Regions from separate parts of the Mus musculus genome. Here regions 1, 2, 3 and 4 are each linked to region 5. Evidence: chromatin loops called from intact Hi-C (ENCODE). Cell type or tissue: left cerebral cortex. All regions are shown on one strand.

Region 1 (5,000 bases), 100 kb after region 5:
TAATTCAAATGTACCTGCAGAGCAACCAAGTGCTAGGCCGAATCCCTGCCCTCAGTCTAACAGAGACAAGGAGCAAACAGGTGACTGACAGTAGTCTGGCCGGCAGTGAAAGTCAGCCTATGGTGGAAGGGGGCACTAAAGAGCACACAGGCACCTCAACGAGCCTGGGGCAGCTCACGGAGCACAAACACGCTCAAGTGGAACAGGCCATGAGAAAGCTGAAGGGAACTAGAGAATGACTCACGTGTGCTCAGCCTTAGTTCACGCAGCAAACATTCTAGTGCTCTGGCTGCAAGGCTGTATGCAGGAACATTAAGAGAGTCGGAGGATTTAATCTTCATTTCCAAATTCTTATTTCTTGTGGCTCACTTTTGTCTCACTGTGACTGCAAGTCTGGGCTCCGAAGCAGACCCTGGACACGGGGCAGGGATGAGGCTCACCCACCTGAGCTAGTGAGGGTCACCTGGTATAGGAGGCTGGGTCAGACCTGTAAGAACAGGCTACAGCAGGACGTACTCAGCAAAGGCTCTGCTCCAGAGGCAGTGTCTAGGATACTGAGTGGGGACAGGGAGAGGAAGGAGCACATGACACAGTAATCTTCATGGGAGAGTGACTCCATGACCGTGGCCTATCTTATGACATCAGGCTAGATGGCCCAGATTCTCCCTTCCTGCTCTCATCTATCAATGGGGGTGTGGTGGTGTCTCTCACACAGAGTGCACCCCACATTAAGTTATGCAGGGGACATTTTTAGTACAATACTCTAGTATGTGCTCAATAAATGTTAGGTTTTATTAGCATTCCTTTTTCTCTGAGGTGGCAAATAGTCTACTATGTTCATATCAAATACAAAAGTATTCCCTTCCCAGTGGTTCCTGTAAATTCCATTTCACATTACCTGTGGGAAAAAGGAGATGTAAATTACTTCAAATAGACATGTTCACAATTTAAAATACTGAGTTTATTTTTTTTTAATCAGCACAGTAAAAACCGCAAATGACAAATGAGGACTACCAATGACAAGGGATTCTACCGGTTCAAGTGTACATGTTTAACTCTCCAGACTGAAGACCTATGAGTCCCTTGATGTCCTTTCCGAGGTTATGTAGTATTAAACAGGAAGGTACCTTAGAAACCACCCCAGGAGACCATGTCGAGGCGTCTGTGGTAACAGACTCACATTCGTCCTTGGGTGTCTCTCCCTTTGTTCCTTACCCTTCCTTCACCAAGCCTCCCACAAATAGCTGAGGCAAACGGATCCAGGAAAAGTCTTTTCGGGTGACTGCCTATTTGTACGCACATTCCTTTTCTGTTTCTCAATCCCGAGTCCTGAGGACCTTGCCACCGGGACCTAAGAGCCTTCAAAGGCCACGCAGCATCGTTGGTCCTCAGAAGAGCCCAAAGTCCTCAAGTCACCGGCTTGATTCCCTCCTCCAGATGGGATGCTCCATGGTGCAGACGCTTCTGCTCTCTGGGAGTGAGCTGGCATGGGGAAGGCCTGTCTTCAAATTCTTCTATATTCAGAGAAATGCTTTTTATACTAGCATGTGTCCAAACAGCAATAAGTGACTCTGAGAAACTGAGAACGTGAAACACCCTAGAAAGTGAGAGCCACGGAGCAAGGTGTGCTTGGGCCTGTGTGTTCCGTGTGCCCGTGCGCTGGGCTCCCCACTTCCACTGCCACTGAGCAGAGGCTTAGTGGCACCACCACTCTGCATTCCATGTAGCTTGCCGCCCAGGAAGGCGACACCACCAGTGACAATGTGATGAGCACACTTGCCAACAGGAGCCAGGTGCTGGGACCAGACAGTAACGGCACTTGGATTAGCACTGATCCCTCCACCCCCATGGGTTTAACAGAGGCTGGAATCCCTATGTGAAATATCTTTATCCATTACCTTTCAAAACATTTTGATTTCCAACTGAGTCAGAGGAAAATTATACATTCTGAAATGTTGTACCTTTCTAATTGTCTCATGCTCCTCAGGCGCTAGCAAATGTAACCCACCTTTTTATAACTTCTAGAAGCACTGCTAAGACAAGGAGAGGGTGAGCTCCCTGGCATCCTTCAGTGGGCAGCTGAGGACAGAGATTCCCCCACGGGCTGACAGCGGGTGGCGCTGACTCTCCGGCAGTGATCTGAGGGCCCTGCCTGGACAGCTCTCATGCAGCGGCCTCTAGGAACTCTGAGGTGAACACAGCTTCTGCATAGTCTTCACACACATCCTGCAGTTCTGCAGCCACGGCCCCCAGTGCTTCATCTACCAGCTCATCTGAAAAGCTGGAAGACAAAGGACACAGCTGAAGGCGTGGGCAGCCAAACACAGAGCTGTTCAGTATTCATGAAAACCTAGTCAATCAGCTCAGAAACTGTGTGGAGATCAAAAGCCCGTAAGAGCCAAGATGTTTCTGGAAAAGAAAAAGAAGGGAGGGGGCGGGGGAGGCCTGGCTCTCCCAGATATTAAGATGGTAGCACCTAGAGCCCCAAGCCCTGCAGGATCACCAAAACAGGCAGAATGGACCTCACCCTTGAGATGGCTGAAATCAGAGCTGACTGGAAATGAATAAGCTGGCCACAGTCCAGCCCAGCTCAGAGGAGATGCGTGCTTTCTCTGTAGGAAAGGGCAAGGTCCTCCATATCCCAGAAACCTTGACATAAACATATGCATGTATACACAATACACATCCTTTTTTATTTGAACTGTTAGAAACTATGTTGAAAACCTGGAATCCCTCAAGAACTTCAGTGTGTCCTAGAAAAGACACTGTGTAGACAACTGTAGTAACATTACCGTAAACCATTATCTAATCTTACATACAGACTTTATTCAAACCTTGACATCCATCCAAATAAGGCCCTTAAAACTTTTTAGAATCCAGGATCCAATCCAGGCTATTTAGTTGTCATGTCTCTTAAGATTTCTTTCCTTTAAAATACGTTCCTCAGTCTCTCTTTCAGACCAGAACATTTTTTTGGAGAGTAAAGCTTTTTCCCCTCATTGTCCTCATATCCTGGGTTGTTTAGTATTCTCTTATAATCACTGTCAGCTGCATAGTTCTGGAACAGATGCAGAAGGGGGATGCTGTATCCCCTCAGAGCTTGTCCCTTCACTGGTGACTGCTGAGTTTCGCTACTCAGATATGGTTATGTCTGCCAGGCTTCTTCCCTTATAAATTACTATTTTCCACCTATAACTAATACATAAATCATATGGCGATATTTTCAGACTCACTTGGGGTTTTTAGAGCTTCTTCTGTCTTCGTGGCCTTTGTTACTATGGAGATGACAGCTCTGTCGCTCTGGACACTGTTTCAGAATCCTTCTCTTACTCTCCTTTCCCAAGGCAGAACCTCACATGATTGCCTAGTTGCCCAGTTCACTGTTCATCTTTAATTATGCCTTTACACACACCCTCACACACACACATCACCCACACCCCCACACCCCCACACACATCACCCAACACACCCACACACACACACACATCACCCACCCACACACACACACACACACACAAACACACACACACGCTGTTCCACATTCCAAGCTTCCAGGTTTCCCTTCTATTGTGTCCAACTTGCTATTGTGCCTATCTAATACATTCCTCATTTCAGAAACTATGGTTCCCTGCCTCCCCCACCCACTACCCCCATGGATGTATGTTTGGATTCTGGCGAGCTCCCAGGCCTCTGGCAGAATTCTAGGTTGAGTCTCCTATTTCTACCCAGCAGGCAGCTCCTTGAGTCTATAAAGTTTCACTATTTGGAGCTGCTGTGGATGTGCTGTCTGTTGATTGCTTCTCTGTTGCCTGGCTATTTTCACTATAAAATAGACATTGTTTATGAACATTACAGAAGTAAACAAAGCCTCCTATGATATGATTTCCTCCAGAGAAGATATGTTTGTTTACATATGGGGCCTAGGGAACAACAGTGTCTAGAGTCACCTCAGCAACTGAGAAGATGTGATATTCAGTGGGGTCCCTACGAAGACCCATTTATACCCAGATCACCTGACCTTCCAGAGAATGCAACCTTTCAAGGTTTCAACTGGAAGTGATACAAGGCTTGGGGATGTAGCTCAGCAGCAGAGGGTTGGCCCAGAGTATACAAGGTCCTAGGTTCAATACCAGCACCATAACCAACAAAGTGAAGAAACTTCAGTTTCAGCTATTAACTGTGGGCTCCAGCCTCTGTCTTCTGGTCTCAGGAGGCTGTGGCAGTGCTCTCCTCCAGAGTGAACCATTCAGCACCACACCGTGGGCTGTGCTCTCTTCTCCAGGGTCCTGACCTACTTGTTCTTCATTACCTAGTTAGTATCTTGATACCTTCAAATGTATGCATTTTATTTTTAATCCAGCTTTTCTATTAACAGCTGCCCTCAGGGGAAAAGAGGTCTAAATCACCACACGTGTCATTTCTGGAGGCAGAAGTGACCATCTCGTCCTGTGTTCCCTTCACTCTCTATATATCCCCCACCACTGCTTCTCCACCCAACTTTGAGGGAAACACAAGGGCACGGCTCATTCATTCGCACAGCAGGTGGCAGGCCAGGGGTTTCCTTTCTTCACCCTGCCTCAAAGCAACATGGCTCCTAAAGCCCCCTGTCTTCCCCTTTCTGTCTGGACTGGCTACTACCTATGCTCACTGGTAATGTCCCGGGAAATGTTTTTTGCCATTTTTCTGAATATCCCACGTTGGAATCTAGGTTCCCTGAAGTCCTAAGTTTTCATTCTTAGTGTACGTCTTGCCTGGCAAGCACATGGCCTCCAATAACTTAAGAAGAAACAGTGTAGGATAGTGAAAGCTCAGAAATATATAAAACAAGAGGCATATTTAAAACTTAAGAAAAAAATATAAGCAATCTCCTACTTTGCTCACTGATGAAAAGCGCCTTGCACTTTGTACTAAAGTGGAACTCAGAGCAGGGGCCCGGGGTGCAGGGAATGAATAAGAGCAGTGCAGTCAGAGCTTGCCAGTGGGTCTCAGTCTCGAGGATT
Region 2 (5,000 bases), 81 kb after region 5:
CATGATTTCTGGGCTCTCCAAACATTCCTGCCCTTCTCCTAGAGCTCTACAAACTCTATTGGTTGTCTGCTGCGTTTCTGCCTGGCCCAACTAAGGATCCAGGTCTCCCACTTACACTTGGCTGGGGACAAACCCACCCTGCTGTCCCGCTGGGGGACAGAGAGAAGGGCCATTGCAAGGTTCACAGGAAGGGAGGGGCAGGGCTGCTGGCAGAGGCAGAGCAAGCCCTTCCCAACAGAGGCAGTTCCCATGCTGGCAGCCCTCCAGCCTCCAGAGCCCTCACATTGTGCCAGAGGGATTTATCCAAACACACAAACCTTACCACCTCTCCTCTGGCCCCGGTGCTCTCTCTGGAGTTCCTTCTGACCTCTGCACCAAGCCTCTAGGAACCTGGCACCCCAGCCCAGCTGGATTTTTCTGTCACAGCCCCTTGTCTCCCCTTTATCCATATCCCCAGCCTTTGCTTAAGCTTCTGCAGAACCAGGCAGCCTGGCTCTTGCCACCATTCTGTCTAAACTCTGCTAGCCTTGAAGATCCAGCTAGAGAACCCAGCCTTCGCTGCTCCAACCTGCTGCTTCCTCTGGCCATGGGTGGCTCTATGCAGAGAATTATCATTTCCTTTATAGAGTTCCAGTTCTGTTCTCCTTCCTCCCTCCTCTGGTTTTCATCCTGTCTTCTCTTGTCCACAGAACAAGACCAAGGAGCGTTCTTCCTTTCCAAGTATTGGGACAGTCAACTCTTTTGATTTCTGTGTGGCTGAGATTGCCCCAAAGCTTGAAGGCTGGTAATAATCAAGTTGGATCCACTCTCTGCAAATGAATCTCATCCTGTCTGGGATCTGATTACATTTTCTCTTGTGCCTGGATTCTCCGAGCTACATGAAAGTCCTTGAACTGCCTTCCTGGCACAGCTGCTGTAGCCTTGGCTGGCTGCTCAGGATGTTCATCGTGCCGCTCCAGCACCACCATTCACCACCACGACGTGATGGTGGAACTGTAGAGTATACAGCCTGGCATCGGTTACAACAGCGCCAGGACCCAAAGCCCATCTCCTCCTTAAGTAGCCGGACCACTGGCCGGTTTTCAGAGGAAATCCCACACAAATCAGGAAGCAGACCCCCTCACTCGCAGGCAAGATTTCCTACAACCTCCCTTTAGTCTCCTCTCACCTCTCAGGGTGGAGGGCTGATCCTTCTGCCTTTTAGTCTGTGTATGGTACTGAATTGCCATCTTTCTCTCTTGGGCCTCAGTTTCCTCAGCTATGAATAGAAGAACTTGGCCTTGAATTATATATAAGCTATATAATTCAAGGTAAATGTGCTTGATGAGAGAGGCCAGGCATTCCTCCATACTCTGCATCCTTAAGTCACTGGGTTTAAGGTAGCTAAAGAAAAGAAGGGATATTTGCAGGCTGCCACGTTGCCCAGGAGAGTTGAGAAGCGTGGTCAGATCTTGCCAGAGGTCATCTGCAGAGCTCCTTGGGGTGGCAGCTGAGTAAGAGACAGAGAGGCACCAGGCAGGTGGTCACAGAGGAGGGAAGTCTGGCTTGCTCTGAGGGAAAGGACTGAGACTGTGAAATGGAAAAGTTGTAGAGCAGCCCCAGGCAGCAGTCTTGGGAGGCCTGGCCATTTCTTCACCTTCTGCAGGGCACTCTCCCCATGGATCTCAGCTAGGGACCAAAAGACCCACAATCCAATTCATAGGACCTGGGGCTGCCCTTCTCCCAGAATGAGGAGGGGAGTAGAAAGATTCCTTAGCATCCAAAAAAACAAAAGCAAAACAAAACAAAACCAAAAAAAACCTTGGTCTTGCATCCAGGCTCACCTAGACCCTCCCAGCCATCTTCAGGGAGCTATTTGCTTCCAAGGGCTTTAAAAGGGGAGTACCTTCCTACTTCTCAGAATCATGGGGCAGTAAAGGGCTTAAGTATGTTACCTGGTACACAGGTCAAGAAGAGATTTCTCTAACTACTCTTGCTACTGTGGTGCCCTGGCAAGAGACCTGGATCCGGACGTCCAGACCTGTGCTCACACATGAGCACATGTAGAATGGGTAGCAGAGACGCATGCTCTTCCTTTATGAAGAGCAGGGGTGGGGAGGGACCAAGGCAGGAGAAAGAAGGGAGCAGAGAGCCTTTTCCAGCCTCCTGGTGTCATCTCACTGTGCCTCCCTCGGGAGGGGAGGGGAGGGAAGTGGGAAAGGGGGTGTTTAGATGCATTTGCTTATGCTGTCTCACACAAACAGCCTCTCCCTCACAGGATTCCTCTGCCACACCTGAGTCACAAGGCCAGTCCATGCCAAGGATTGGGACCTGTCCCAGGGTCGCAGGCAGTTCAATGGCACTCACATCTAGAGTGCGGGCAGGTGGTCATGTTCATTCCATCTTTGCCATGCCTATGGGTGGAGAAGTGGGGTTCACACCAGGCCCCACGGGGATGGCATGGCACCTGCCAACGTCACAGGCTGGGAGTGAGTTCATGGCAGATTCTCACACGCCAGAGCTCCCAAGCTCAGGACTGTTGAGACCAGCCTCATCCATTTGTGGCCAGCCCTATGAACACTGGCTTTCCTCAACTTGGCCTTTTAGGGCACTGTAGGGGTCCAGGGCACAGAGTGGGGAGTCCGGGGCTAAACCTGGTCCCCTCCAGGTCCTAACCAACTCACAGGGCCTGACATCAGAGCAGATGCTGGTGAATGAACGCCTGACTGGATGAATGAAGGGACGACTAACACCTACTCCCTGGGATCCTTGGGCTACAGCTCTGAGCTTGCAGGAGAGCCGAGCCCATGGGACCCCAACAGAGGCCCCGCCTGCCTAGCCCGGCACCTGAGGCTCTGCCTCTGGGTCAGGTGGGAGGCGGGGAGGCTCCCCAGCCATAGTGTACCCCTCCAGCGACGGGACCAGTAATCTGGGTCTCTTAACCCAGCTGGTGGCAGGGGCGGGGGACTGTCGCATCCAAGATAGAGAGTGACAGGACAAGGGGGCGCGTCCTGGTTTGTTGGGGCGTGGGATGGATCAGCGACCGCGGGACATCCCCTTTGGGTTCCGGTGCCGGGGTCTACTCCCCCGGTCTCCCGGAGGGCAGCGACAGCTCCGAACTGCCGACTGGACTGAGGAGCCGTGGACCTGACCCAGTGCAGCGGGGCAAGCGGGATGCGGTGTCCCACGAGGTGACTGGGGGCGCGGGAAGGACGCAGGGCGCGCGGAGCCCCTTATGCACGCCCCGGGGTCCGGGCGGGTCGCCGCGGTCACTGTGCCTCCGCCCACCTGGTTGGGGGGCTCACCTGGGCCGAGCGATCCCTCCCGCCACCCGCCGAGCGCCCCGCGCCGCGCTCACCTGCGCTGCCCGCCTTGGCCATGTCCCGGGCGGCGGGCTCCGCTGTGCTGCCGGCGCTGCTCGCTCCCGGCCGGGCCCCGGCGCCTTCGGCCGGAGCGGACTCTCCGGGCGCCGCGCCCCGCGCCCCCGCCCCGCTCGCTCGGCCGCCTCCACCGCAACCGCCGCCGCCTCGCCGCTCCCTCCCGCTCCCTTAAAGGAGCCGAGCGGCGACCGCGCCGCCCCCCCTCCGCGCCGCCGGGGAGGGACTGACGACGGAAGGCGCCCGACACCGCCCCCGCGGGCCCGCACCCCCGCCCGGAGCCGCGCGGCCACCGCAGCGCGCGGGAGGCGCAGCCCACTGATTGCGGCCACTGAGACCCCGACCCTCGCTGAAAGACAGACGTAGACAGACTCCGGATTACAGCTCGGAGACGCTGCGGGCCAGGCAGGGATGAAGACATGGACTGCGAGCCTGGGGCGCAGTGACCCTGAGACAAGGCACCAGAAAGAGGCGCTCCTAGGGCAGAAACACCCTTGGGAGAGAGAGAAATTCAAGGAAATCGGAGCTGGCTAGAGTCTGTGAGGACAGGGAGAGCAAGGAAGACCAGGACCCAGGAGACTGAGAAACCTAGAACGAAGTCTCGCAGAGATGAGAGGGGACTTCTCCATCAGCTCCCAACTCCAGGGATGCTGGATGCCTGCATCTGCTCTAGTCTCAAGAGAGGAAAGCTTTTGTCCTTTAGCACTAAAGGATCCGTTAAACCTGCAAACCCCACCTGCCAGTAAACGCTAAGCAGAGTTTGTGGGGAGCCTGGCAGAAAGCAGTGTGTCCCCCTAACACTTTCTCACAGAAGTGCTGACATTCTAATTAGCGGGCCTCCTGAGACATTTAAATTGTGGTTTCTGCCCACTGCAGTCAGGGGATCCACAGGAGATGGTCAGTCGTTTTAGATGGGGCCTAGAAGGTAGGGTCCTGGAGAGAGCAGTCGGCTCCCTAGCTCAGTTCCAGGCGAGGCCACTTCCTCCCTGCTGACGGTTAGGGTGAGGGCTAGGCTCCTTAGAGGACTGTTGGGCCTTCCCTGAAGCCTGTTTTTCTCCCACAGTCTGCAGCCAAGCACCCACACTGGGCACTAGACAGTTCCACCCCTAGGCCAGCCAGGACTTAAGTGCCCCATCCACTGCCCCATAGAAACAAAGCACACAAGGGGCCTCTACGGGACACACCCATTTCTGGGCTTTGACTCCTTCAGCCTATCCAGGTTAATCAGCCTTACACTCCCTCTTTAGTCTATCAAAGGCTCAGCCTCAGGCAAGAGTCTTCCCGAAACTTTTGCACAGAGCTAGCAGCAACAAAGTTCTTCACCTCAGCGAAAGGAAGTCTGTATCGCCTACTCATGGACCTCTCCCTGCTTTCTGATGCCTCATCTACCAAACCAGGCTTTCCTAGGGTCCTCTGTGCAGACCGAACAACGTGCCTTCACTCACGACAGCTAGCTAGCATGCTTTGACAAAGATTCTCCATCTTAGTTTTAGCTATGACTGTCTCACCTCTCAAAAAACCCTTTAGTCCCAAGGACTCCAGAGTGGGACAGCAACACATCTTGTAGACATGGAAGTTCAGAAGCCCCAAAGTCCTGGATCCAAAGCTGTTCACCATCTCAGGCCACTGGCTACTAGCAGGGAG
Region 3 (5,000 bases), 150 kb after region 5:
CCCGAGCTTTCTCCACAGCCTCTATCCACTACCCCATGAGGCCCACAGAGCCCAGAAGCTGTGGTCTCTCCCACGGCTGTGGGAATTCTAGCAGCCACAGGCATCACAGCAGGCTGTCTTCTCTGTACACCCGCAGAGAGTGTCGCATCCCCCATGGACTCGGGGAGCCCCACAGTCACTGGTACCCTTGTAGGTGGCCTGCCTCCTGAGTCTGAGGCTCTCCTACAGCTGTGCTCCCACACACAACCAGATCCCCTGAGAGCCACGCCCACACCAGCTGGTGATACCCCTACTGTCACAGGTATACCCACAGTCTGTCTCCTTCCTGATAAGTTTGAGAAACTTCTGGAGCCAGCCTCTATCTTCAGAGAACCAGGTATTTCAGGAGCCAGGGGAACCCCAATAGCCGGTCTCCTTCCCCATGAACATGGGAGAGCCCCAGGTTCAGCATCCTCTAGCACAGATGAGCACTCCTCAGGAGCCACAGGTCTCGCGCAGGCAACCTGAGTTCTTCCCGGCAGGTTCACCCCGTCTGTAGAGCTGCTTTCCTGACACACCCACAAGGCAGCAGGTACACCCAGAGCCGAGGGTACGCCTTCTGTGGCCCACCTGTGCTTTGGCACAACTGCTTCCGTCAATCCCACAGCTCGCCTCCTTCCACACGGACAGGAGAGAGCGCCACATCTGACATCCTGATCCACAGCCCCATGTATTCCTAAAGCTGCAGGCTCCTGAGCCTCCGGCTCCCTCATGACCTGCCTCCTTTCCCACAGGCTTAGAGGATTCCCATTGTATGTCTCCTCCATAACCGGCCCCGGCAATGGCTCAGCCAGAGGAGCTTCCTGAGCCGACTGCTGCCTCTCCCACAGGCCTGAAACGTCATAGCTGGTTTCTTCTTCCCTACCTCCTGGTACCACCACTGTCTGCAAACCTGGCAACTGTCCTTTTCCCCACAGTCCTGGAATACTTGCATCATCTGCCTCCTTCCCCAAAGCCCTGGGTGCTCCCATTGCCTGTTCTATACCCCACAGGCCCTGGGCACCTCGAGAACCTATCTCATGCTCCTCAGAAGCACACAATTCTACAGCCTGTGCTGCACCCCATGACCCCGGGTCACCTCCACATCTAGCTTCCTCTTCTCTAGCACAAGGCACTCCTACAAGCTGTCCCATGGTCCTTAGACCAGGAATACCCCTAGAACCTATATCTTCCATCTCTTGTCTCCTTTGCCACAACCCTGGGCCCCCGTGGGAGGTAGTTCCATCTTCCATGGCCCTGGGTAGTACCAGCAGGGCATCAGGGCCCCCTTCCATCAGCCCCCTTTCCCATAACATATGCCCATATTCAGCTCCTTCTGCCAGAGCCCCAGAAAACTGCCCTGACTGCCCTCCCCCACAGAGACATGAGGTACCCTCACATTCCCTCACTTCTCCAGCTCTGGGCCTTTTCAAGACCTGAGACCATCCTATGGCCTCAGGCACCACCACAGTTTGTCTTTTTTCCCAAGGTCCAGAGGAAACACAGTCTATCTTCTCTACTACCTCAGGTCCACCCACAGGAGGTGGTGTCTTCCCAGCTTGTCCCTGCCTACAAAGGATAGAGACTCTCTCACAACCGGCCCCTATTCCCCTAGCTGTGGGCAGTCCTGAGGCCTGGGGGAATGTCCTAGTATTGCCTCTCACCCAGGGTCCGGTGACACCACCTCGGCTGGTCTCTACCCAGGAAGCTCGCCCAGGAATACCCTTCTCGATCGGCCCCTCTCCCACGGGAACGGGATGGAGCTCCACTCTGCTTCCTTCCCAGCATCCCGACGCTACCCTCATAGCCTGCACCTTCAACCACAGTTCCAGGATGCTCTCATGGCCAAGTGTTCCTGGACGACCTTTTCTCTCACAGCTTGGAGAGCTCCTATTGTCTAGCTCCTCCTCCCCAGATACAGTCACCCACACAGACCCAGCAGGCCCAACCACCTCGGGCTCGCCCACAGTCCCGTTCACCCACACTGTCCTGGGGTCCATTGCTGCCTCAACCGAGCCTGCAGTCCCAGGTATCCCAAAGGCCCTGTTCACCCTAGCGGGGACTGCGGGCTCCGCAGTCCTCTTCTCTAAAGGCTGCTGACCATTCTGTAGCCACCCTATGTTTGCACAGAGCATCCGCCGCACTGAAGATCTCACCCGGCGCCTTACTCCATAGCCTCGGGATAACCCTGCACCCCACCTCCTCGCCCACAGAGGCCGAACACCCCGACGCAACCTGCGGGCCCTCATGCAATGAGCCGGCATCTTCGCTGCCAGTGTACACCTGCGTAGCCCGGGCAAGGGCCCCCGTGCCGGCGTCGCAGCTCCTGGACAATTCCTTTCCCCAATGCAACCTCAGACACGCTCTCTTTGCATCTGTTCCCCCGCACACGCACTCACAACACTCGGATCCAGTCCTCGCTGCCTTTCTGCCTCCCAGCTCTCTCCAAACCCCCGCCCGATCCCGGACGCCGCCCCCGGCCCCGGCCCCCCTAAAGTCTGACAAATAGAAAGGTAATAGGAGGGGCGGAGCTGCAAGGCAAGCCTGGGGCGAGGTCTCTCACTGTCTCTCTGTCTAATGCAGTTTCCCAGAATTCCCCCAGCTCCGGCCCAAGCCCACCTGGTTTGGGCGCGGCGCGGCCACCAAGAGATCGTAAGGCGACCCCACGCTAGGCCTCGCTTCCGGCCTCTCGCCCAGTCGTCATGGCAACAGGCGCGCGGCTGTTTGGGAGCCGTTGATCTTCCTGAGCCATTTGAGGATCAAGGTGTTGTACCGCGACGGGCTTTGCCGTCACTGTCCATGAAGCCAGGGTGGGGACCAGACCAGGTCAGGCGTCTAGTTGTCTGAGGGAAACTGGCGCCAAAAAGAAACTCCAGCAGACCAAAAGGACGGCCCTAAGGAGTTATGGCTATTCAAGGCTCCCGTAGCACCACTCTGCTGCGGCGGCCCCGCCCACCCGGAACCTTGTCCACGCCTTACTTGGGCCCCGCCTTGGGGGCGCAGGACCCTAGGGCTCCTCCCGTGCTCCTCTCCGCACTGTTGTACCCATGGCCACCTTCGAGGAGGTGAGCGTGCTGGGCTTCGAGGAGTTCGACAAGGCAGTGAAGGAGCATGAGGGCAAGACCATTTTCGCCTACTTCAGCGGTTCTAAGGATACCGAAGGGAAGAGCTGGTGTCCGGACTGCGTGGAAGGTGAGGCTGGGACCAGGACTGGGGGTTGCTGCGCCACAGCAGTGCTAGGAAGAAGGCCCCTGCTGAAGTCAGAAAGTGGGATGAGATGAGGATCTTGGTCCTGCAGACCCGCAGAAGCGCCTGAGCTGTACCCCGTCTCTCGTTAGGCCCTTACTGCCCCACCCAAGGATGACCCTCATTTTTATCATGGATTCGGATCTTGGAACCAGGTTCTTTAAAATTCTCAGTTCCCCAAACGATTAGTGTCTCATAAAAAAAAAAAAGACCAGACTCAGGAGTTGATCTTTCCGTCATCATATATGTATGCTGAGTTTTCTGATTGTGTCTTAAAGACAATCAGGACTAGGACTTAAGTGATTCACGAGTCCAGAGGACACGCGACTTTAACATCCTATCTTACAACCGGTTAAAGTCTAAGACTGGGGACGGGAGGGCGTGGGCTATCGCAGTTGATGTGTAATTACTTTTTAACTCTTTTAAAAAGCTGAGCCAGTCATTCGAGAGGGGCTGAAGCATGTTACCGAAGACTGTGTGTTCATCTACTGCCAAGTAGGAGACAAACCTTAGTAAGTCATGTATACCGTATCTCCAGACATGGACTATATTATTAAAAAGCTGGGTAAAAAGGACCTCAGATAATTGGTCAGGCTCTGTGTTTTAGGTATTGTCTGATAAGCTAAACAATTAGAATTACTGAATTCATATTTACAGTTTATGTTCAACCACATATCATCATTAATGAATTGGGTCTGGAATAAGTTCAGAACTCTATTGACTTTACATTTGTTTTATCTTAGCCACACTTTAAACTTTGCAGAAAGTGACACATAAGTTACAGTTCTCAAAATGTTTAAAGGTTAACAAAAGCAGTGGTTACAAGTATATTATATATAAGTCAACTGTTGAGTAAACTGTAATGAACCAAGTAGTATTTTTCATTATCTGTTTCATTTTGGAACAGCTGGAAAGACCCAAATAATGACTTCAGACAAAAACTGAAAATAACCGCAGTGCCTACACTACTTAAATATGGAACAGTAAGTGTCTACCTTTATGTTTGTAGCTATAATGTAGTTAAAACTCAAGTTGTTTTTTGAGTCAAGTTTGAAAAGATCTTGACCTTTGATTTCCAACATCACATTGTTGTTCAGAGTGCATCAGAAACACACAAGTTGGTGTCCATTCCTCTGCCAATCCTGACAAACTATTAATAATGCAGATATTAGTGTCTGGGGTGTATTTTTAAGCCACTTTTAAGATTCTGTCTTCAGAAGAAAGTTGACTCATTTCTGAAAGCACCTTTGTCAATGTTTTCTAAACCCACTTTTCAGGCTTAAAAGGGCTCTCCCTCTATTTCAGCCCTGCCCCTAGAATCCTAAATTAAAGAGTTGAGGGAAAGAGATGGCACCAGGCATGCTGTCTCTTGTTTTCAGCCTATGGGGCTTCCTAGTGTGGAAATACAAGGCCTCTCAGGCCAAGTGTTTTAATGATTCATCTTGACACAAGCATCCTAACTATTTAATAAAGCTTGTTATAACTAGCTGATGGCATAATTTGTGTTCAAAAACTTGTCATTCAAAGTAGAATTCACTCCACCCCTAGTAATATTCATAGCAACAGTGAAAACTTAACCATTCTTTTTACAGCCTCAAAAACTTGTGGAGTCTGAGTGCTGTCAATCCAGCCTTGTGGAGATGATCTTCTCTGAAGATTAAGATTTGATGACCTTGCCGGACTGTGGTGGCACATGCCTTTAGTCCCAGCACTCGGGAGACAGAGGCAGCTGGATC
Region 4 (5,000 bases), 93 kb after region 5:
AAGATATACTAGATTACATGCCGAGGCAAAGGACACCCTAGGGATGATTCTGGTATCATGGAGATGGAAACACCCCTTTCCCAGCCGCTCTGTAAGCGGTGGGAGACATTTCACCAAGCAGGTGCCAATTAAATTGCAAGTTGAAGGATCATAGTCCATCACGGAAACATCCTGGCCCAGGAAGGCTGCTGGGGAATAGAGATGTGGTTCTAGAAATCCCTCCAGGTTATTTTATATAAATCTGTCTCTAAGGGCAGGAAGCAAGGCTAAAAAGAAAGTGCTCTTGGGCACTTCAGATCTCAGTCACAGAATTTACAAGGGACACAGAGTGGGGAGGGGCCGTGTGTTCTGACTGGCTCAGAGCACCTGGTGATTGAATACCACTAGGCAGGGGAGGCCTCCTTCACTCTAATTAGGGAGCCGACTAGACCGGATAGAGATCCTGACTCTGCCCAGTGTGCCCAGCATCTTGCTGAACGGTAGAGCACGCTGAGTATTAAGTGACTGTAAACCAAATCAAACCTGAGGCTGGCAAGGCAGCTCTGCCAGTAAAATGCATGGGGACCCGAGTTCCAGTCCTCAGCATCAACTAAGGGGCAGCAGCACTGAGCAGGAAGAGAGGGGAAGTTCTAAGCAGCTGGCAGGCTGGCATAGCTGAATTGGTCCAGGCTCAAACGGGTCGGGGTTGGGGGAGCTGAGAAGATTGCTTAGCAGGGAAAGTTCTTGCCATGAGAACGTGAGGGCTAGACTTCAGATTCCCAGCACCCATGTTGGGCATTATAGAACTGTCTGTCATTCCAGCATGTAAGAGGCAGAAGCTGGCCAGCTAAACTAGCTGAACCGGAGAGCTCTACGGTCAATAAAGAGACTTGATATATAAGGGGAGAGTGGTTGGGGGAGATTTCAAAAGGTTGCCTCAGTTCTCCCCATGCACAAGCATGTGCTCCCCACACATGTAAATATACATGTATACAACACACATACAGCAGAGAAGCAATTGAGGAAACCTCAATTGAGGTTAACCTGACATTAATCTGACCTCTGTGCATACACACATACACACCTGTATGCATACAGGTACACACATGTGCACACACGTGAACATACATGCACAATTTGGGCAGTAATGATACCATAGTAACTGAGAGAAGAGGCTCCTAGCTCATACCTTCCCATGAATCTGTAGCAGCCTGCCCTGGCTGATGATGATATTTTTGTCTCTGTCTCTGTCTCTGTCTCTGTCTCTGTCTCTGTCTCTGTCTGTCTGTCTGTCTGTCTGTCTGTCTGTCTGTCTCATCCCTCCCTCCTTTCTTCCTTCTCTATCCCCAAGAAGTTTATTTTCCAGCCCCTGCTGCCAGGAGAAGCCTCATGTGTACTGGTGATCAGGCTGCCTGGCTTTCAGCAGTCATAGGTGGTCCAGATGACATGTGTGCCCCCTATTGTAAGGAACCCTCTCAGGCCCCCAGGAATCCACAGGAGCTGTCAGGGTCTCACAGAGAGTAAAAGGAAGCCCCCAAAACTGGCTTAACTGAGGCAGCTTGAGAGGGCCAGGAGCTATGAACATTGCAGCCATCTTTTCTTTGACTGAAGATGTTGGCCAGATAGTAGCTCTCCTCACCACACCAGGCCAGTGAAAGGATCTGAAAGCCAGTGGCTCAGAAAGGAACGCCATTTTTGTATTGCTCATTCAGGTCAGGCCTGGTTGCTCAGTGCTAGACTGGATGAATACATTCCAGGATGGGGACCTGGAAATTTGGGGGCTATAAAGAGGGAAGAGTACAGCCATGACCATTTAAACTGTGATGGGAGCTAGCACCATGAATTCCAAACAAAAGACACTGTGGGTAGGTTCATTATGTAGACCCAACAATTTCCCAAAGCCCTGCCAAGATTCCAAGATTAAAGGTCACAGAAAGCTTCAGGAAACACTGCAGCCCCTGCCTTGTAGCTGGGCATGTGAGTTGAGCCAGGTACTCTGAGCCTGCAGTGGGCACTCAGCAGCGCCCTCTGCAGGAAGGAGTCTAGTACAGGAAACTGCTGCCAAGTGCTCTAGTTTCTCCAAAGTCTAGCTAGCACCTGTCACCCTAGCCTGTCCAGCAAAGAGGCCATGGATGTCATGTTGAAGTTCTCCAAGCTGTGACGTTTTTAATATCAGGGCATTATAATAGTTCCTCTTTGTGAAATAAAAGCAACTAGGATTTTTCAGAGTCAATCTGTCTGAAGTAGAACTTAACCATAAGCCCTCAGTCAAGGTCCTGTGGACTTCAACTGGGAAGTAGATTTCTCCCTTCCCTCTCCACCCCCCCCTTCCCCTGTTAGAGAAAGCATTATAAATTCCTGGGGTGGGGGTATGAAGTGGTTTTGGTTTTGTGCATGGAGAGTACACAATAACTAACCAGTCAGAGGAAATGCTTGTGAGGTGGAGAAACCAGCCACAAGCTGGGAAGAAGGCTGGAGGTCTCTCTCTCTCTCTCTCTCTCTCTCTCTCTCTCTCTCTCACACACACACACACACACACACACACACACACACACACCACTTTCTGTGATTTCCTGGGAATCCCACCCCACTCTGGGCTTTTTGTTCTCATCTGCAGAGAAGAGGCTAATACTCTGCCTCTGGGTAGGATAAGGTGCAGAGGACATGCATAAATAACCACAGACTGTTGAAGGGGTGGGGCCAGGACTTGGAATCATTGCTTCTGGGTGCAGAACCTGGGCTTGGCATACCTGGACTTGTGTGTGTGTGTGTGTGTGTGTGTGTGTGTGTGTGTGTGTGTGTTTCCTAACAATCTAGGGCTTTGGCCAGATTTTTGTCTGGTTTTCAGCATTGCCACCCAACCCGGGGCTTTGCATGTTGGTGTGTTGTGATGACTATTCCTGCCTGTCAACTCAACTACATCTGGAATGAACTACAATCCAGAAATGGAGGGCACACCTGTGATCTAGATCTTGAGTCTGGAAGACAGGCTTCTTCTGTACTGGCTAGGTTTGTGTCAACTTGACACAGGCTGGAGTTATGACAGAGAAAGGAGCTTCAGTTAGGGAAATGCCTCCACGAGATCCAGCTGTAAGGCATTTTCTCAATTAGTGATCAAGGGGGGAGGTCCCCTTGTGGTTGGGGCCATCTCTGGGCTGGTAGTCTTGGTTCTATAAGAGAGCAGACTGAGCAAGCCAGGGAAAGCAAGCCAGTAAAGAACATTCCTCCATGGCCTCTGCATCAGCTCCTGTTTCCTGGCCTGCTTGAGTTCCAGTCCTGACTTCTTGGTGATGAACAGCAATATGGAAGTCCTCTCCTCCCCAAATTGCTTCTTGGTCATGATGTTTTGTCCAGGAATAGAAACCCTGACTAAGACAGCTTCTGACCCGGATCATGACACAGGATGACATATGCTTTTGATCCAGATCTTGAGGCATAGTGGCCATGAAAAGCCTAGGCCCAGGCAAGGTTGTACACACCTTTAATCCCAGGAGACTGAGTTCAAGACCAGCCTGGGACAGAGCAAGTTCCAAATCCAGGTGTGGTGGTGCACACCGTTAATCTGGGCTGCACCTTCTACAGGAGGCTTACACACAAGGACATTGGGAGAAGGAAGGCTCCCTCTTCTTCACCTGCTTGCACCTACTTGCCAGCACATCTGCTGGAGCCTATTTCTTCAGGATTCCAAGTTAGTCAGAAGGCCAGCTGAAACAACCAGCTTCGTGGAACTGAGCAACTACTAGAGTCTTGGACTTCCCATTCACAGCTGACATTGTTGAGTTAGTTGGACCGCAGCCTGTAAGTCAATTCAATAAATTCCCTTAATACATAGAGACATTCCGTAAGTTCTGGGCCTCTGGAGAACCCTGCTACACATGCGATAGCTAACGGCTCTGGTTACCACTGAGGTCAACCTCAGCACTTTCACCTTACCTCAGCCCTCACCTCGTTCACTTCTGAGACACAGTCTCCCTGAGTTGTCCAGCCTGGCTATGAACTCAGTGCTGCCCGAGCCTCCTCGAACTGTGCCCCTCCCGTCTTAGCCACCCACATCGCTGGGATTACAGGTGTACCCCGGCACATCAAGCTTGGTCGGGCTTTAAGGAATCTTGACATTTCAGATTAGTAGTAACCCCTGCTTCAATCCCCTTGTTCAGATGGAAATAGTCCCTTTAGTCTGCACGGGGAATCTGAGGGCTTGCTCCTGACTAATGCTATGAACATGTACAAGTTAATTAAAGGCTTTCAAGGGGAGCGCTCTAGCCAGTACCCTATCTCCCAGCCTCAGGTGGCTTGTGACCCACACAGGTCATAAGACAATACAGCGGCACTCCCTTGTTGGTATGGGGCCCCAGCTCAGAACAGAAGGAGGACCAGACACATTGACAGAGAAAGCTCAGGTCTTGAAGCCCTGAACCATTCACACAAAAACCTGAGCATTCAGGTAACCCCACTTTTTTTTTTTTTTTTTTTTTTTGGTAATACACATGCCTGGAATTTCTGAAAGCAAATGCTAGCCAGAGAGCCTTCTAACTGGTTGACAGAGGCTGGAGGGCTGGGAGGAGACTGGGTAGGCCATAGACCTGCCAAGACTCCTCCATCATACAGAGCAGATGCACAAGCCAAAGAACTAACAGGATACGCCTGCAGGAGCGGGTGGGGAGGCTCCTGTCAAGCCTGACCTGCTCCTGACATGGCCATTCAGCCTTCAGTATCTGCTCCTCTACAGGGACCCTCCACAGTTCCCATTGTTCTCAATCCATTTTCTCATTCACTCTAAAAGCCTGCAGACTCTCTTTGAGTTTATTGTGAAGCTGGAGTGTATGCCGGGTTTGGTTTCACAGGGATTGATTAACACAGATGGAGCACTTGGCAAGGGCCTGGGGCTCCCAGTAGACTCCCCCATTTAGACATGGAATAAAGATTAGAGAGCTGGAGGGCAATCTAGGGCAAACCATGCTTTCAAGGGAAGGGAGGGACCAGGGGTGGAGGAAGCTGCCTATTCCGGCTCAAGGGCATCT
Region 5 (5,000 bases):
GGCGGCGGCGACTTCACTGAGACAACCCGGGTTTCACCCCATCTCAGCCCAGAGAGCTCCCCAATGTCAGGGCAAGGTCCCTCCCTGCTCTGGTCGGACACTGCTGGACAGACACGGGAGGGAAAAAGCAGGAAAACGCCTGTGTCAGGGAGAAGGCAACCCTTCCCATCCCTTCAGGCCGCCTAGCTGCGCCCACCGTACTGAGCACCGCCCACCCTTCAGGGCACCGACTCGAACTTAGGGGGCCCACGCGCCCAGCTGAGAGCGGGCAGCGGCCGCTCGTGGTCCTTGTCGGACTCGGGCTGGCTCTGCGCCCGCTCGGGCTTGGGGTTGGCGGCCGGTGGGTCCGGCTGCTGCACCGACATGGTCCTGCGCAGGTGGTTGCGCTTGCGCAGAAATTCTGGCTGCGCGTGCAGCCCAAAGCTGCCCTTGCGCAGGATCATGCGCGAGTTGTTCTTCTTGGGGCGAGAGCGGTGGCTGGCTTCTAGTGCCGCCAGGTGTGCTGCGTAGCCTTCGCTCAGGAACTGTGGGGGCAACAAGCGTCAGGTTAGCATCTGACCCTGTCTCCCGGCACCACCACTTCCCTAAGACATCCTCCGTGAGAGTCTGCAGCTTCTCCCGGACTCCAAAACCAGTAGCAGGGAGGCTCGTTATCATAACAGGGTTCCCCTATGTCTGTATGCCAAGCTCTTCCTAACTGTCTTTCGTCCCCACTCCACCCACTTCCCCGGAAGCAAGTTTTGCCCTAAAGTCTAAGTATGTGGCTCATCTCCAAAGCCCCATTATTCTGTCATTCAGAATGGCACTGCTATGCTATACAAGTCATTGATGTTTTCCCTTCCCCTAGATGCCATTACATCGCAGCCACTTGGATTCTCCCATGCATCCAGCAGGGGGCCTGGCCCAAGGCATCATTCAGTAGAGGTGAATGAATAAAAGAAAGGATGAGCAGGTAACTGGATGATTGGGAGCTGCCCCAACCCCTTTCCCTGGCCCTCACACACCTGGCACTGGGTTTGGTACTTCTTGGTGGACCGGCCTACAATGAAGATCTGGGAGGCAGGGAGGCCCAGCACACTGTAGACAGAGATATCTTTCGTGGAGCCATAGGCAGCAGTGATTTTGATGAAACACTGAAACACAAAAGCAAGCTGGTGAAGAGGGAGGAAGACTTAGGAAGCCCCCGCTGAGGAACCCTTCATCTGCACTCAGACACCAAGCCATCATCCACCTTTGATAAAGCCACCCCCAGATGACTGCCCCTTCCCTGCCCCAGTTCCTCACATTAGAGAGCTCTTTGCATTATGGAACCTGAACTGGAGGCAAGCTCTAGGCTGGCTATGTGCTTCCTGATAGCTGGTCTGGTGAACTCCCCCCCTTGTCTAGGGGTGCTTTCTTTTAGCTCATCACCCTAATCTCACCCAACTGGTAGAGATGTATCCGTGTCACCCTTTGTCCTATGATGTTCACTGAGGAAGTCTGGTTTAGTTTCGTGCTCATCTGACACAATTAGAGTTATCTGAAAGGAGGGAACCTCAACTCAGGAAATGTCTCCATCAAATCTGGCTGCAGGGCATTTTCCTAATTAGTGGTTGCTGGAGAAAGGCCAAGCCCATTGTGGGTGGGGCCATCCCTGGGCTGGCGGTCCTGGGTTCAAAGAGAAAGCAGGCTAAGCAAGCTAGTAAGCAGCACTCCTCAATGCCTTCTGCATCAGCCTCTGCCTCCAGACTCCTGTCCTGTTTGAGTTCCTGTCCTGACTTCCTTCAATGATGAACTAGGAAGCAGACGTATAAGATAAACAAATCCTTTCCTCCCCAACTTGCTTTTGGTAATGGTATCTCACCACAGCAACAGTAACCTTAGCTAAAACAGGGGACTTAAGTCGGAGCTGCAGTTTCCTTCCTTTAAAACGCACTGTCATCACTGGGATGACTTACTGTCAGCTATAGTTCAAATGTGAAGTGTACCCTACAAGCACATGTGCACTAAGCCTGGTCTCCAGTAGGTGGTGCCATTGAGAGGTGACGAGCTGGTGTGTGCTAACTTCGTCAATGGGGCTGATCCATTAATGAGTTAGTTCATAGCTAGATGGACTTAGGGAAGGCTTAGTTAGAGGAAGCTATCCTCTGGCTTGCTCTGTTTCCAGGCCACCACCGGGCATGCAGCTTTCTTCTGCCACCCACTCCCAACACTATAATTTATTCCCACAGCAGGCCGACAGCAATGGAACCAGCAGACCACAGGCTGACACCTCTGGTCTCATGAGCTGAGTAAGACTTTCGTCCCTCAAGTCAACTTCTCAGGTGTCTGTCACAAGGGCAGAAAGAGAGGTGGTGTGCACTGTCCGCATGGAGCGCCTGAGGCCTCCCACCCTTACGACCTGCTCCAGGATGAGACCTACCTTCACTCTGTACCCACCTGCTCTATCCTCTTGGCCTTTAGAACTGTCCTTTCCACACCAAGATCATTCACTGCCCAATCTTCAGCTGTCAGACAGCTGTCACTGTCCCACCTTCACAAGAAAGGGTCTCTCTCTCTCTCTCTCTCTCTCTCTCTTTCTCTCTCTCTCTCCTGGAAACCCTCCCTATCCTCACTCTTCTCTGTTGGCTTTTCACTCTGCTCTCAGAAGCCCATCACAGCTTCACCTGGATCCAGCCATTCCTGGGGGATGCCTGTTCCCACACAGCCTCAGTCTGCAGCCCAGGCTACTGCCCTGATCCATGTGCTAGAAGCCACATGGCTCATGATCCGTGTGCCTCATGTTCATGTCTGATCTCATCTTTCCCTGCCTCCTCCTCCTCCTGTATCCGTTCTCATTTCATCCATGTATTCATCTGTGCGCTCATTCCACTAGCACTTATTGAGCACCCATTGTGTGTCACACACACACACACACACAGAGAGAGAGAGAGAGAGAGAGAGAGAGACCCTGGAGATACACCTTGAGCAATGCGAATAAACCCAATGGCACCTTGATCTCTCCTGGCCAGGCCATGGGGCATCTGAGAGCTCCTTGCCTGTAATCATTCCCAAGTTCTGACAATGCCACCAACTGATTCTCCTGACTTTCTCCACGCCTTTCTCTTGGTCTCACGCTTACTGTCTGGATTCTAGACTTCTGTCTCTTGCTGGAATAACAGCCTCCTAACTACCCCCCCTTCCTTTTGCCAGTGCGTTCTCCTGTGAGCTGCCAGGGGGGATCTTTCTACAACCCAAATTAGATGCTGTCACTGCCCTACTTCAGACTTACCCATTGCTCCGCACTGCCCTCAGCAGAGATCCCAAGAGCTGATCTGGTTTTCAGAGTTTATAAGACCTACCAAGCTTGGGTGTCTCGTGATAACTACAGCCTCAGCTCTCACCTGTCCTTGATCTGACCCTGCCTGCACATAACCCTGTTCTGTATCTCTGTATCCTGAGAACATTCTAGGCTACTTTCCATCTGCTGAAAGTTGTCAAAGTCAAAGTGGAATCGCTTGGGTCATCAACCCCATCAAAGCCAGGAGATTATGAAACAAGGATTCCCAGTCATGGTGGCCTGAGAATAACTCTCCTCCTCTCTGTGCCTCTCTCTGTGTCTCTGTCTGTCTCTGTCTCTCTGTCTGTCTCTCTGTTTGTCTCTGTCTGTCTCTGTCTCTCTCTCTGTCTCTCTCTGTGTCTCTCTGTCTCTGTCTCTCTCTCTCTCTTACACACACACACACACACACACACACATACACACACACTGCCAGGACCACAACCTTACACAAAAGCCTTCAGCCTCCAGGCATAGTGGCACATGCCTTTAATCCCAGCACTTGGGAGGTAGAAGCAGATGGATCTCTGTAAGTTTGAGGCTAACCTGTTCTACATTGGGGGTCCTAGGCAAGCCAGGGTTAGGCAGTGAGACATGATCTAAAATATAAAACCTTAAATGTAAAAAGTCAACTTCAATATTACACAAGCAGGATGTCTCCAAGCACATCTGCTCGGTACCTGTCCATTCACCCTCAGAATGAGGTCATCATTGTTACTGCTTGTTGCAGACCAACAGTATTGTCTTAGGATATATTTTGTCATCCCCCCTCCCTTTTTTGCCTTTAAAAATTCCCCTTGCCTCAATCTCTTTGAATAGTCTCATAAACCACTGTGGCACATGTATCCTCCCACAGAGCTATTCCCAAATAAAGCTTGATTTCACATCCGTCTTAACCTCTTTATATTTCCCCAGGTCCAGCACACGCTGCTTCGCCGTCTACCTGACAACTCACACTCATATGTCAAGACTAAGCCCACAAGTTATTACCTACTATCAGCTACTCGGGATTCCCCAGGCGGACCTAAGACCTTCCTCCTCTGTTTGCCAATATTGCCCCTTTTCTGCCACACACCAGTAATTGTCAATTTCCATGCCTTTCTTTCTCTAGATCAGGGATTGGCAGACTTTTTCTTTGAAAAGCCAAATAGTAAATATTTTAGGCTTTGAGCTCTGCCACAGCAACTCGACTCGGCTCTTCTACTGCATTGCAAAGGCAGCCACAGACAATACATAAACAGATGAGCTTGGCTGTGTGCCAAGAAAACTTTATTTATGGACACCAAAATTTGAACTTGTGTAGTTTTCATTTGTCTGCTCCTGCTCTCTATGTGTGAGTCTCTCTCTCTCTCTCTCTCTCTCTCTCTCTCTCTCTCTCTCTCTCTCTCTCTCTCTCTCCCTCCTTCCCTTCTACCCCCCCCAACTCCCCAACCCCCAACCAAAGCATCAGAATCCTCTAGAGCCCTGGAGGGCTTTACACAAAGATGTCCCAGCCTCCCCCCACCCCCACCCCCACCCCCGAGTTTCTGCTGCCTTGCTGAGCCCAGGAGTTTGCCTATCTAATGATTCCCAGGTGCGAATACAAGAATTACAGCTCTGGGTGGCAGATTCAAAAAAAGCAGGCTAGAACCACCAGCACCAGGCAGCAAGGAACACAACTGGGCCTGTTTCAATAGGCACTGAGATATCTATTGAACAAATAACC

Evidence for each region. Hi-C counts contacts between places; a loop is a spot of excess contacts. Peaks named below come from ENCODE experiments on the same cell type or tissue, not always from the same donor. Only the 100,000 strongest peaks of a DNase experiment are listed, where the experiment ranks them.
Region 1: a loop joins it to region 5, with 3 times the contacts of the local background. A loop is called at or near these places in 18 of 42 quality-filtered maps.
Region 2: a loop joins it to region 5, with 4 times the contacts of the local background. A loop is called at or near these places in 18 of 42 quality-filtered maps.
Region 3: a loop joins it to region 5, with 4 times the contacts of the local background. A loop is called at or near these places in 18 of 42 quality-filtered maps.
Region 4: it touches region 5 in a loop (8-fold over the local background); 20 of 42 quality-filtered maps call a loop at or near these places.

Annotation. Positions count from the first base shown.
Region 1 is chr11:72,153,158-72,158,157 of GRCm38, forward strand. 4933427D14Rik (RIKEN cDNA 4933427D14 gene) reads right to left here. Exons shown (of 19, transcript NM_001361564.1): 19 at 772-2,281. The coding sequence ends at 2,164. Among named protein-coding and RNA genes, the nearest start is that of Pitpnm3, 20 kb to the left of the region's middle. In left cerebral cortex, a CTCF peak has its summit at 2,112 (motif pointing right); DNase peaks (open chromatin) are centred at 1,768, 2,275, 2,570, 3,117 and 2 more places; H3K27ac peaks cover 1,512 bases.
Region 2 is chr11:72,132,317-72,137,316 of GRCm38, forward strand. Pitpnm3 (PITPNM family member 3) reads right to left here and starts at 3,573. Exons shown (of 20, transcript NM_001024927.2): 1 at 3,338-3,573. The coding sequence starts at 3,359. In left cerebral cortex, no CTCF peak of the experiment used is centred here; DNase peaks (open chromatin) are centred at 285, 507, 904, 2,337 and 4 more places; H3K4me3 peaks cover 2,354 bases; H3K27ac peaks cover 3,992 bases.
Region 3 is chr11:72,204,559-72,209,558 of GRCm38, forward strand. It overlaps 4933427D14Rik (RIKEN cDNA 4933427D14 gene), which reads right to left and starts at 2,924. Exons shown (of 19, transcript NM_001361564.1): 1 at 2,638-2,924. Txndc17 (thioredoxin domain containing 17) reads left to right here and starts at 2,996. Exons shown (of 4, transcript NM_026559.3): 1 at 2,996-3,210; 2 at 3,695-3,776; 3 at 4,172-4,247; 4 at 4,857-5,000. The coding sequence starts at 3,066. The coding sequence ends at 4,925. In left cerebral cortex, CTCF peaks have their summits at 1,509 and 2,075; DNase peaks (open chromatin) are centred at 168, 886, 1,566, 2,032 and 1 more place; H3K4me3 peaks cover 3,868 bases; H3K27ac peaks cover 3,457 bases.
Region 4 is chr11:72,143,371-72,148,370 of GRCm38, forward strand. No RefSeq gene overlaps it. Among named protein-coding and RNA genes, the nearest start is that of Pitpnm3, 10 kb to the left of the region's middle. In left cerebral cortex, a CTCF peak has its summit at 2,011 (motif pointing left); DNase peaks (open chromatin) are centred at 2,005 and 4,903.
Region 5 is chr11:72,050,837-72,055,836 of GRCm38, forward strand. It overlaps Pitpnm3 (PITPNM family member 3), which reads right to left. Exons shown (of 20, transcript NM_001024927.2): 19 at 1,005-1,133; 20 at 1-524. The coding sequence ends at 219. It overlaps Gm46286 (a long non-coding RNA gene), which reads left to right and starts at 333. Exons shown (of 3, transcript XR_001780248.2): 1 at 333-546; 2 at 848-952; 3 at 4,211-4,692. In left cerebral cortex, CTCF peaks have their summits at 886 and 1,989 (motif pointing right); DNase peaks (open chromatin) are centred at 447, 794, 2,007 and 4,453; H3K4me3 peaks cover 807 bases; H3K27ac peaks cover 1,091 bases.